Linked DNA regions of Mus musculus: region 2 is linked to region 1. The links are chromatin loops, found by intact Hi-C in ENCODE. Cell type or tissue: left cerebral cortex. All regions are shown on one strand. Links, peaks and the distances in the headings refer to the core of each region. The heading gives the core; the rest is flanking DNA.

Region 1 (5,678 bases), core at 225-5,224:
AGCAGGCTGGCATTTGGATTTGTTGTAAGATTTACTGATATTGTACATCCTATATAAGCTTGATGGACACATTGCAGGATCAAAAAATAGTAAATTAAAAAAGCATTTAGACTTGCTTAGGGGATCAGAGAACATAAGGAAGCAGAGCTCCCCCCGGTATTGGGAGGGGTGGGAGGCCATTTTGACTCAGACTTTTCCTTTGATGCCTTCGTAACAACCACCACACACTTGCAACTAAGTGGTCCCTTGACTCTCTTTCCTCGAACTGTATTTTTATTTGAAAAATTCGTAAGGAAACTTTTATCTGCTAATGACATAACTACACATTTAAGCTAACTGTGGCTTTAAAATGTCAAGATTAAGTAGAAGAAATAAAATATAAACAAGAAAAATTTTATAGCCATTTCAAAATGTGAGCCGATTGCTAGAGGGGTCATTGTGCCTACTGAACAAAGCACTTGTGCTATGGACTTCGCTGTGTATTGTTTTAAAATCATCATTTGCATCTTCTCCAAGGAAACTAACATCATGTGGTTTTTGTCTTGGTGAAAAGGCAAAAACTAGTCTATCGAAACTACATTATGGCAGCTCTCTGAGAGATGTTTTGGCAATGGGATTGTTTTACTGATTTCCACTAGAATATGTCCCATTCCTGTTCATAGACCGTGGACACGAAGCACAAGAAGTAACGAATCATTATATATTGATTTTGACAGGAAGGGAAACCATTGACCTTCTGCGCTTACTTTGTGGTCTTCTCCCTTTTCCCTCCATTTTGAGGTCTTTTTCTGATTCAAAATAGGAAAATAGTATAGGAAGGAGGCATTCAAAATACCTTTAAAATTCTTTGTCTATATCTTATTTTATTTTATGAGTTTTCAAGTTTCTTTTTCTGTCACAAAAGAATATGTTAAATATTACCTTCAGAACAGCTAAAAATATCACTTTAGATACAATGAACACAGTGAATAATAATTTCCTGTGAATGTATATTCTGAAAGCTAAGCATCATATTTAATTGTTTGGATACCAAAAACCATAAAGGTTTAACAAGAAATAGTAGTAGTGGTATTTAAAATGTAAAACTGCAGCTAGCATAGTTTTTGGATTCTTTCTCTTTTTGAATGCCAACAAATTTCTTGTTTGCTACTAAAACACTGATAAAGTGACAATGTCTAACAAAGCATTGATGATATAGTCCTTGCTACATTGTCTTATTCAGCAAATTAGCCAGGTTGGGCTACCACACCAAGATACCATAGACTCAAAAAATGTCGTCTTTCAGCCAGTCTAGATTCTGAGAAGTCCATGTCCTTGCCTCGACTTTTTTCCCATGTGCCCCCTTAAAGCAAGACCAAGTTATCTCATTTCTCTTTTTATGAGGACACAAATACCACTAGACTTGTATCCCACCCTTATGTACGTCCTATATGTCCCCACTTAATTCCTTTCACTAATATAGTCACATTGAAAGTTAGGGCTTGAACACATGACAGGCCCATTTAGTGTATAACATTAATTGCAGAAATAGTAATCTCTTCATACAATTTTTATAACTATCAACTAACTTTCATGGTGGTTAAATGATCAAAGAATTTGACCCAACCTGTGTGCATGTCTGATAAAATAAGCAGGATAATGTAGATGTCGTGATGTCTGGGGGATCAAAATTATTTTAAAAGATCCTTTTGCGTGATCTTCATTTTGTCTAATAGAGCTGTTCACCAGATTCAATTGAAATAAGACTATTCTTTCTAAACAGATTCTCCAAAAATTTTGAAGACATACCACAATAAACATCCTTCTTAGAAAAATAATTTCAGTGTAGGACTCTTGACGGCTCATTTTCAGATCAGTCAGCTAGGTTGAAAATTGAGCTACCCAAAGAGAGTTGGCAAAATAGTTTAGTCCCTGCAATTAAAAGAAAAGAAAAAAAGGTTTCTAAACCACAGTCATCTTCAATGCTAATTTGAACAACCAAATGCTTTCCAGTAGATTTTTAAAATTTTCCCTCATTCTTGTCAAGCTGGTACAGTTTTTCCATAAGATAGGACTGTTCCTTATGTCAAATGGAGAGCATTATAGTTATCCTGTATTTTCCTTATTTGAATGTATTCCATGAACCCAAATTCAGTAATTTTGAATTTCAACACTTAACTTTATACCTTTAAACTTAAAAGATCATTAAAAATATGGCATTCTAGCAGATTATTTCATGGAGATCATTTGGCTTCCTTAGGCAAATGAAAAATAAATAGTTTTAACCATGTTGAAAATCCATGCAACGTATAAGCTTCTCTTGCATGAGATTTCTTTTCTTTATGTGGATAGTTAACTTCATTTTTTAAAATTTATTTGATTCTGCTCAATGATATACTATAGATTCAGAGACATGCTTGACAGATCTTGATAGTGAGAAAAATGCAAACTTTCAGATTACAGATTATTGTAGATGAAGAATAATATTAGTAATAAAATAGTAATAAATTATCAACGTTCACTTCACTGAATTACTAAAGTTAGTATGGCACCCAGGTATTGTGTACACAAGTAGGTCATTGGTAACTTCCAGATGTTTCCATTTTTAAAGTGCTGCCACATCTCCTTTCTTTCTCTCCTTTGTCTTCTTTAAATATAATGAAGTTTAAACTCTAATCCCCCCCCCAACAAAATCTTCCAAGGGTTCCATCACTAATTTACCTAGTGCAGAATGGCATCACTGTGTTTGGACAGCCAATAGGGATCCCAAGGGATGGTGGGGAAACTAGACAAGGCCAGTTCCCCATCGTGTTAATGTTAAGGAGGGATTTTGCACATTTTACCAACTGTCCGTTGGGTATGAGTCAGCATCTTATAAGAAACTCAGCATGCCTTTTGAATGGCTTCCCTGATTTTGCACGTCTCCGTGGTTTTTAGTTACCAGCCTTGAGTTGCAAATGGAGGTATATCCTAAATCTGTTCTCACTAAGACATACGGATCTAAGCAGGGAATAACACTTCATCACTAATGGGATTCACACTGTTAGAAAATAGCCTTGTTGCTCTAACCTTTGCTTGCATCAACAGCTGCTGCTTGGAGACACATATTTGCTTTCCCTCTTGCCTGTTAAGTTATATTAATTTATCTTTCTAGCTTGGTAGTCTGCCTCTTTTGAGTTTTATGTTTTCAAACAAGCAGTCTCTTAACATTATATTCTCATTATGTCCTTGATTACAAACTACTGATTTTTTGCTATCTTTGCAAAAGAAATGACTTTTTAAAAAATAGAAGGGACTTTGTCTTCAGAATTTCAAAGAAATTTATTCACAGGTGACAATAAAATAGCATAAAAAATCAGATGAATGTGTTTCTCCTGCTGATGTTACAAAGCCAGTAGCACTGCACACACAGGCCTCACCCTGAATAGTGGTCGCCTAACTTTCTGTAAATCATTAATCAAATATATTGACTTTTCCCTCACTCTATACATGCAAGACAACTCTAGTTCTTTAATATACCTCAATGCTTTCTTCTTTTTGCATAAGACTTGGCCTTTATCATTTAAAATCACGCTGTCCAAAATGTAATGATTTTTTAAAATTTCCTTTAATTCTAGTTTTTATTTGCATTTTTCACAGTCCATGCTTACATTAAATTTGGGGGGGAATAACCATTTTTTGCTACACCAGAGAATAACTTGACTTTTTTCAATTCCTTTTTTATATTTATGTATGTATGTATGTATGTATGTATGTATTCATTGTATATTTCTGCATATGCATGGGTGTGGCGGCCATGATGCGTATGTACATGGAGACTAGAGAAAAAGCTGCAGTAGTCAATTATTCCCTCCTGCTATGTGGGTAGGAATTGAACTCAGGTCATCAGGCTTGGTGGCAGGCACTTTCACACAATGAACCATTTCACCACTCCAAACTTATTTTTCATATGTATTACTGCAAAACTCCATTAAAGTACTAAGCTAGGTACTTTCGCCAATCTGCATGAAAATGTTTTCCTGCATACTTCTACAAGGAGAAACTTAGGCTATTTCTTTAGATCCTCATGGAGCATAATTGTAGCCTTCTGCCTAAAATTGTGGATTTAGTCCGGGTAAGTTATGTTACATCACAGACAGTCAACCCTGGACTTCAGACAGCACCTGAAAGTACAACTTCATTTTTCTAGAAGAAGGGGCAAACTCAAGTAACTGCTATGGGGAAAGACTAGCCACTTCTATTAAGACAGGACCATGGGAAATAAGTGAGCTTCCAGGTAAACGCAGAAAGGACAATGCTCCCAGCTGCAGTCTTTGTGGAGGATGAATGGAGGGGTGGTTCTTCTGAATTATTATTGTTACATATAAATATGTGCATGTATGTATGTGCAAACCCATCTACCCGAGTCCATTTAATGTTTTTATTGTTGCCTGTATGTGTATATGTTTAGGGCTTAAGACATGGGATTGCATTACGTGCCAGGAGTCTTGTCCCTGAAGATACTGATTCTTTCTCTCCCAGCAGCACTTAGCTGCCTGGAGCTCTTCCATCAGGGGAGCCTTGGGAGATTTCCTGCATCTTTTCTGGGATGCCAACAGTTATTGTTATTGTGCAGGTCTTTTTTAGATGGCATAATTGTTGAGATTTCATAGGTACACCTTTCCTGTTGCATATAGAAAATACTATCTTACAACAGATTTTTTTCTAGTCCTCTGACTTTTACACTCTTTCTGCTTCCACTTCATGAATACTCTCCTAGGAACCATGTGCTTGTCAAGACATAACTGCACATTTAAATGTAAGTATTTCTGAAAAGGGGGACAGGAGCCATTTTATTTTATTTGAGCCTGAAATTATATGGGTGTTAAAAGGCTATCCCATGTCCTCTCTTTCTTATTGATTCTTCAGGAATTTGAGCCAGTATCATCACATCAGAATGTGACAAGATCTTCCTTATTAAATGTTCCTTGCTGAACTTGGCTGATGTCTCAGCCTGCCTGATGATATCATGGCTCAATGGAAACTGTGTTCTCTTGATCATTGTCCATCTTGCTAGGATGAATTTTGAAACACACATATAAGAGGGTATGTATCAGAGCACCAAGGAATAAGAAACAACCAGAAAAAGCTATATCAATATGTTGAAGTCTATGCTTCTAAACATGACAAGTTTCAAGAAATTATCACTGGTTCTCAAATAAGTAAGGGGTGGAGATGATTTAGCCTCCAGGGAATATTTGGCCTCTAGTTGGGCACACTCCAGGGGCGCTGCTAAATTTGCTATTATACACAGGAAAGAAGTCCTGTTTTGGATCACCCTGCACCATATGTCAGTGGGTAGCTGCCTCCTGCCTCCTGACCACAGCTCCAGAAACAAACTGCTACTGTCAGTGCACCCACAGACACCAAGCTGGATGTTTAGAATGAGACCAAAACCTTCAATGAACTCATGAGTTTTAGTCTGTTTTGAAATGACCACTGATTGTTTCAAAGATTTTTGAATTATGTCACTGGTTCTCAAAGATTTTTGAACTGTGCTTTTTTTTTTTCTCCTGTGTATGGAGATTTCATGGAAAAAGATGCCATCTGAGGTGAGAGGACACAGGCATTCGTGTGTAAATCATCTCCCTCTCTCTTTATTCTGAGAATTCCTGACTAATTGGGAAATTTCCCATCCTCCTTTCCCCTGCTCCCAGGTT
Region 2 (5,678 bases), core at 390-5,389, 160 kb after region 1:
GTGATATATTTCAGATGGAAAGATCTAGATTGAACTTTTCTGTCCACTCAATTCTATATTTTAAAGAAGAAATCTTTCGTGGAGCTAGAGCGATGGCTTAACTCTTAAGAACACTTTCCAAGTCAGGTATCTTATAATCTCTTGCAACTCGAGCTACAGAGAACTGACATCCTCCTCTGGCCTCCATAGGCACCCTCACAGTGCACACCCACACATGTCACACAAACTCAAATAATAATACAAAAATACACATTTTAAAAAGAAAAATCTTTATTAATATTAAATATTTGTCAGAAGTCAATCATATACAATAGATGAAACTGGAAAGAACTAGAAGTTTAGAGACTTCTACATCCAAGGGTGCTGCATCCCTATCCTCTGGGTTGAATATTGTTTGTCATTCCTAATAACAGCCCCCAAAGCACAATTTTGAAGGTGTTTTGTACGTTTGTTAGGGCTGCCATAAAAGCAGGTACAAGTTGAGGGCCACTTCAGTTGTGAATACTTGTTCTGCTTTCTGTACCAGATCATGTCTCTTTTCTTCAAGCCAAAATATTTTATCAATAATCTTTGAATGAATTTTTAAGCAATATTTTGCATATTGGTTCCACCTTTTCCAATGAGAATGTGAAGTCTTTGAAAATGGGATTCAAATGTAATTCGTTATTGAATTTCAGACCCTGGTTCATTTATTTTGAAACAGAAGCAGAAGACCCATCTATCTGTATGTTATTTATTATGTTGGTTAATAGATGGGTTAATAGATCTATTTAGTGTAAGAAAATATCTCAAGAAAATTATTCTGGACAGAGGTGCATGGTACCGATCAGCTAACCAGAGCTTTGAATGCTTACAAGCACATCTCTCCCTAATAGTCATGTTTAGAAAGACAATATGGTTACTTTTTTCAGACTCATCAAAATGCATTTACATATTTGTATATATACATATACATACTTATATGTAGATATACAATAATAATCAAAGAAAATGAGGCTATTCGCTTGAGAGCTGGGGACCATGAAGTAACTTGAGGGAGGATACCTGAGAGGGGCTAGAGAAAAAAAGGTAGAGGAAAGTGATGTGATTCTCTTTTAATTAAAATATATATTTAAAACATATCACCGAAATCCTAGCATCTTGAAATCTATTAGTCATCATGTCTATTACACAGTCAAGGACACAGGAAAAATAAAAATAAAAACATGGGAAATGAACCAGAGAAGATTACTCCTGAGACAATATAGGACTGGGATTTATGAGAGGAATTATGAAACCTGAATATGTGAAAATTGATCATTTTTACAACTTTCCCACTATTCAGCAGCATTCAGTACATTTTTAATATTCTATGTTTACTCACCACTACATCCAAAATATTCCCATCATTCTAAATGTATTTGGTTTTTTTTTTAAACATTATGCTAAGTGAAATAAGTCAAACGTAAAAGAATAAAATTTCTATGACTTTACCTTATTTAACCCCGTTAGGACAAAGGGTTCCAAAGTCAGACAACGGAGTCAGAGAGAGACCCTGTTTCTGCTATTAGGAGTCCCATAGGAAGGCCAAGCTACACAACTATTATACATGTGCTGAAGGCCTAGTTCAGCCTCATGCATGTTCTGTGATTGGAAGTTCAGCCTTTGCGAGACTCTATAGGGCCGGGTTATTTGATTATGTAGGTCTTCTTGTATTGTCCTTGACCGCCCCCCCTTTACAATCCTTCCTCCCACTCTTCCACAGAATTCTCCAAACTCTACCTAATGTGTGGCTGTGGGCCTTTGCATCTGTTTCCATTAGTTTGTGGGTGAAGCCTCTCTGTTGATACTTATGCTAGGTTTCTGTCTGCAGGTATAGCAAATGTCATTAACAGTGTCATGTGTGGAGTCCCTCTCACGGCAAGGATCTCAAGCTAAACCCTTCCCATTGGTTGACCATTCCCTCAATTTCTGCTGTACCTTTATCCCTGCATATTTTATAGGCAGGGTAAATTGTATGTAGAAGGTGTGGTGACTGGGTTGGTGTTCCAATCTCTCCATTGGAAGTCTGGTTAATGGACATTGGAAGTCCATTCAGGCTACATATTCTGAATTGTTAGGAGTCTTAGCTAGGATCACCCTCAATTAGCTTTTGTTTTCATTCCTACTGGTACATAAAATGTAACTTAGACATTTTTTATATCCTAGATTAGTGAATGTGTTACAGGGAAGAAAATGAACTTTAAAAATCTTTTTAAATGTCATTGGACAAGACAAACAGAAGAAAAGGACCCCCAAAAGATTGCACAAAAATCAGATGCCCACTGAATCATACACTCAGGAATCTCATAAAAATATTAAACTGGACTCCATACTATATCTACACAGAGGACCTGATGAAGGAGGCCCTGTGCATGCTGCTTCAGTCTCTGTGAGTTCATATGAGCTTCGATCATACTGATTTCGATTAGTGCTTTTTTCATCCCATAGGTCAAGACCTCTTTGGGAGGATATCAAAAATCTTGCATATTAGATATTTACATTCCAACTCATAAGAGTAGAAAATAACAGTTATGAAATAAGAGTGGAATAATTTTTAAGTTTGAGGGCTCAGCACAACCCGAGGAGCTATATTAAAGGGTTGCAGTGTTAGGAAGGTGGACAACCACTGATGTACGATACCTCCTTTACTTGGTATTCTCCATGCCCTCTGGCTACAAATACTTTTTCTGCCTCCTCTCCTGTGGGGATACCCTGAGCCCCGAGAAGATGTATTTGATAGAGACATTTCATTTAGGGTTGAATATTTGTTCTAAGAATTCTCCCTCTCTGTACAATGTCTGGCTGCAGGTCTCTATAGTCTTTCCCATCTGCTACAGGAAGAAACTTTTCTGATGATGGCTGACCAAGGCACTGAGTTATGAGTATAGCAGAATCGTGATATCGCTACACTTTCTTTTTAGAGCAGTAGTATTTGGTTTTGGCCTAGGTCCTTGCACTATCTAGTCTCCGGTCTTGGTCACACAAGTATTGTTAGATAGGCATACTCTTTCATAGAGCAGGCCTCAAATCAAATCAGATATTGATTGGTTACTCCCACAAGCTTTGTGCCACCACTGCCCTACCATATCTTGTAATCAGGACACCATCAAAGGGTTTACGGTTGGGTTGGTTTACATTTTTTTTTGGTAGTATGCAGAGTGTCTCCTTGTATTAAAGATACTAGAACATAGGAGTGAAGGCTCTCTGTAGGCACCACCTAACCTTCTCTATATTCAATGAACTGTGAAGGTATTGCCTTCGGCAATGGAGCCTTGTTGTTAATTTGTGGAGAGCAGCCTGGGATGTTTGGGGATTCCCATGGGACCCCTTTGGCCAAAAATTAAGTTGGATATAACCCAATTTTGGTACTTGAAGCTTAATTTGGTGAGCAGAGAGGGCCAGTTGAAACTCTGTCTCCCCAATCTTTTTGGCAAATCCATGTAGATTGCCTTTATATATGTATACATTCTAGGAAGCTTCTTCTGTTTTAACTAGGTTCCCATATTTTCCTTCATATATCCCTAATTTGAGCTATCTCTCCCCCTTTTTCCTCATTTGAAACTTAAGGAAGGAAGAAAGAAGTGGGGACCAATGAAATTGTCCAGGCATTAAAGGGTTTGACTTACAAGCATGAGGACCCAAGTTTGATCCCTAGAACCTAAGTTTCTAAAACAAATCACAAGTCAGGGTGGTTCATGCTTGTAATCTCTGCGCCAAGGAGAGCAGGTAGGCCCTCACTGACCGTTTAGGCTAGCATACTTGATAAGTTCCAGGCCAATGAGAAACCCTGACCACCAAAGAAAAAAAGGTAGATGGTGGGATGGTGTCTGAGAGATGACAACAAGGTTGTCCTTAGGCTTCCACATGCACACATCTCAACCAGTCCACAGAAATGAAGACACACAGAGAGGAAAGGGGGTACGATTTGCCTGAAAGCTTATGGAATTTAATGAGTAGCCAGGACTTGAACTTGTCCTATAGATTTCAGAAGTACTGTCTTTAAAAATTCCAGTATTTGGGAGGTTCGGGGAGCAGGGCGGGGGGTGGGGGAAGGTAGGGGGGACTTTCGGGATAGCATTTGAAATGTAAATGAAGAAAATATCTAATAAAAAAGGATTTGGGACTATCAGCTTATTTTATGTCATTCAATGGTGTTGATGATGGTACATTCCCCAGCACAATAAAGCTAAGCTTTCAAATACACTCAGCTTAAAAGCTTCTCTTTTATGTAAATATTGGAGATTTCGTGTAAGGTTTAAAATATTTTGTGTTCATAAAGGTTGTGATTTTACCCTCTTCATGATTGGAAATTTAAAACTGGTTACTGAGAAGTAAGTCTGTTGGCCAATTTTTCAAGCTCTAAATTTCTGCAGTATTTAGGACTAACAAGAGAGGTGTTTTTCCTTGCCTAAACCATCCGTTTTAACTGTTGGTCACTTAAGTGCTGATGAATATGGTATATGGAGAAAGAAAAGTTAGAGAATGGAAGTTGAAAGGATTGGCTCTCGGGTTCATGCCTCAGACCCTTTCCTTTTGGCACTAAATGATACTTCTGTCTTTTATGCTGCTCAGGCGCAGCATGCAACGTGAAGGCGACTGCAAGTTGCAGAACCTTGACCTTTCTCATCTACTGAAACTGCATTTGTTTGTACCTTGTTGATTAAACAATATGGGAAATAATAGTGAAGATGCATGATGTTTTCGTTATTTCATAGCAAAGCGAATATGAATAAAAGGATGAAAAATAGAATGTTCACGTGCCATATTTTATTTTTATGATGCGATGGCACTTGATGTTTGGAATAATAAGAAAGAATTATTTCTCTTCAGTAAAAACAAATCACCTGTGCTTTAAGGTAAATCCTATAAATGGTTTATGTATCGCGTGATTATTTCATCCCATTTCAGCAAGTTACTTCTCAAAGCATTAGTGTCTGGTTTGCATTATGGCTGGTAATGTTTTCAGAACTAATGCCATGTTCCTAATGCAATTTTAGTATGACTGGAATTTACAAAATATTATTCATTGTAATGTGATGTAAAATTATATCCTATCATGTATAGTAATTTTCAGATGGGAAATAAATTCAAGAAACTTACCACCAGATTATTTATTTCCAGGGATCAGATATTGTTCTAGTTAAGATACTCATTAAAAAAAAAATTACTCAATTAATTGTGGCCATTTTAAAAACAGTCGTACATACCATTAGAAGTAATTCTTAACAAAATTTAAGAGTATCTATTTACCTGCTGCTTTGTAAATCCTTTGGAGTGGAAGTAAGTGTATTCTAAGTAAGTACTAGGTAATTATTTATGAGTAGAAAAATGGCAGGAACAGTATCTACTATTACATTTATCCTAATTATTAATATTCTCAAAGAATACTTTTTAAAAAGGAATTCCAAGTTATTTTGTGATAATTGACTGAGGAAGGAGCCATCAGAGTCATAAAAGCTATTTGAACCAAAGAGGATATCATGCCCTGGTATATAAAAAAGGGAGCAGGAAGCATTAAAGAAAAAGGATGCCGGGCGGTGGGGGCGCACGCCTTTAATCCCAGCACTTGGGAGGCAGAGGCAGGTGGATTTCTGAGTTCGAGGCCAGCCTGATCTACAAAGGACATCCAGGGCTATACAGAGAAACCCTGTTCCGAA

Evidence for each region. Hi-C counts contacts between places; a loop is a spot of excess contacts. Peaks named below come from ENCODE experiments on the same cell type or tissue, not always from the same donor. Only the 100,000 strongest peaks of a DNase experiment are listed, where the experiment ranks them.
Region 2: a loop joins it to region 1, with 3 times the contacts of the local background. A loop is called at or near these places in 6 of 42 quality-filtered maps.

Annotation. Positions count from the first base shown.
Region 1 is chrX:169,808,563-169,814,240 of GRCm38, forward strand. It overlaps a transcript of Mid1 not described here. Among named protein-coding and RNA genes, the nearest start is that of Mid1, 68 kb to the right of the region's middle. In left cerebral cortex, for the core only: no CTCF peak of the experiment used is centred there; a DNase peak (open chromatin) is centred at 2,915.
Region 2 is chrX:169,966,182-169,971,859 of GRCm38, forward strand. All of the region lies in intron 3 of Mid1 (midline 1), which reads left to right. Among named protein-coding and RNA genes, the nearest start is that of G530011O06Rik, 9.9 kb to the right of the region's middle. In left cerebral cortex, for the core only: no CTCF peak of the experiment used is centred there; a DNase peak (open chromatin) is centred at 3,354.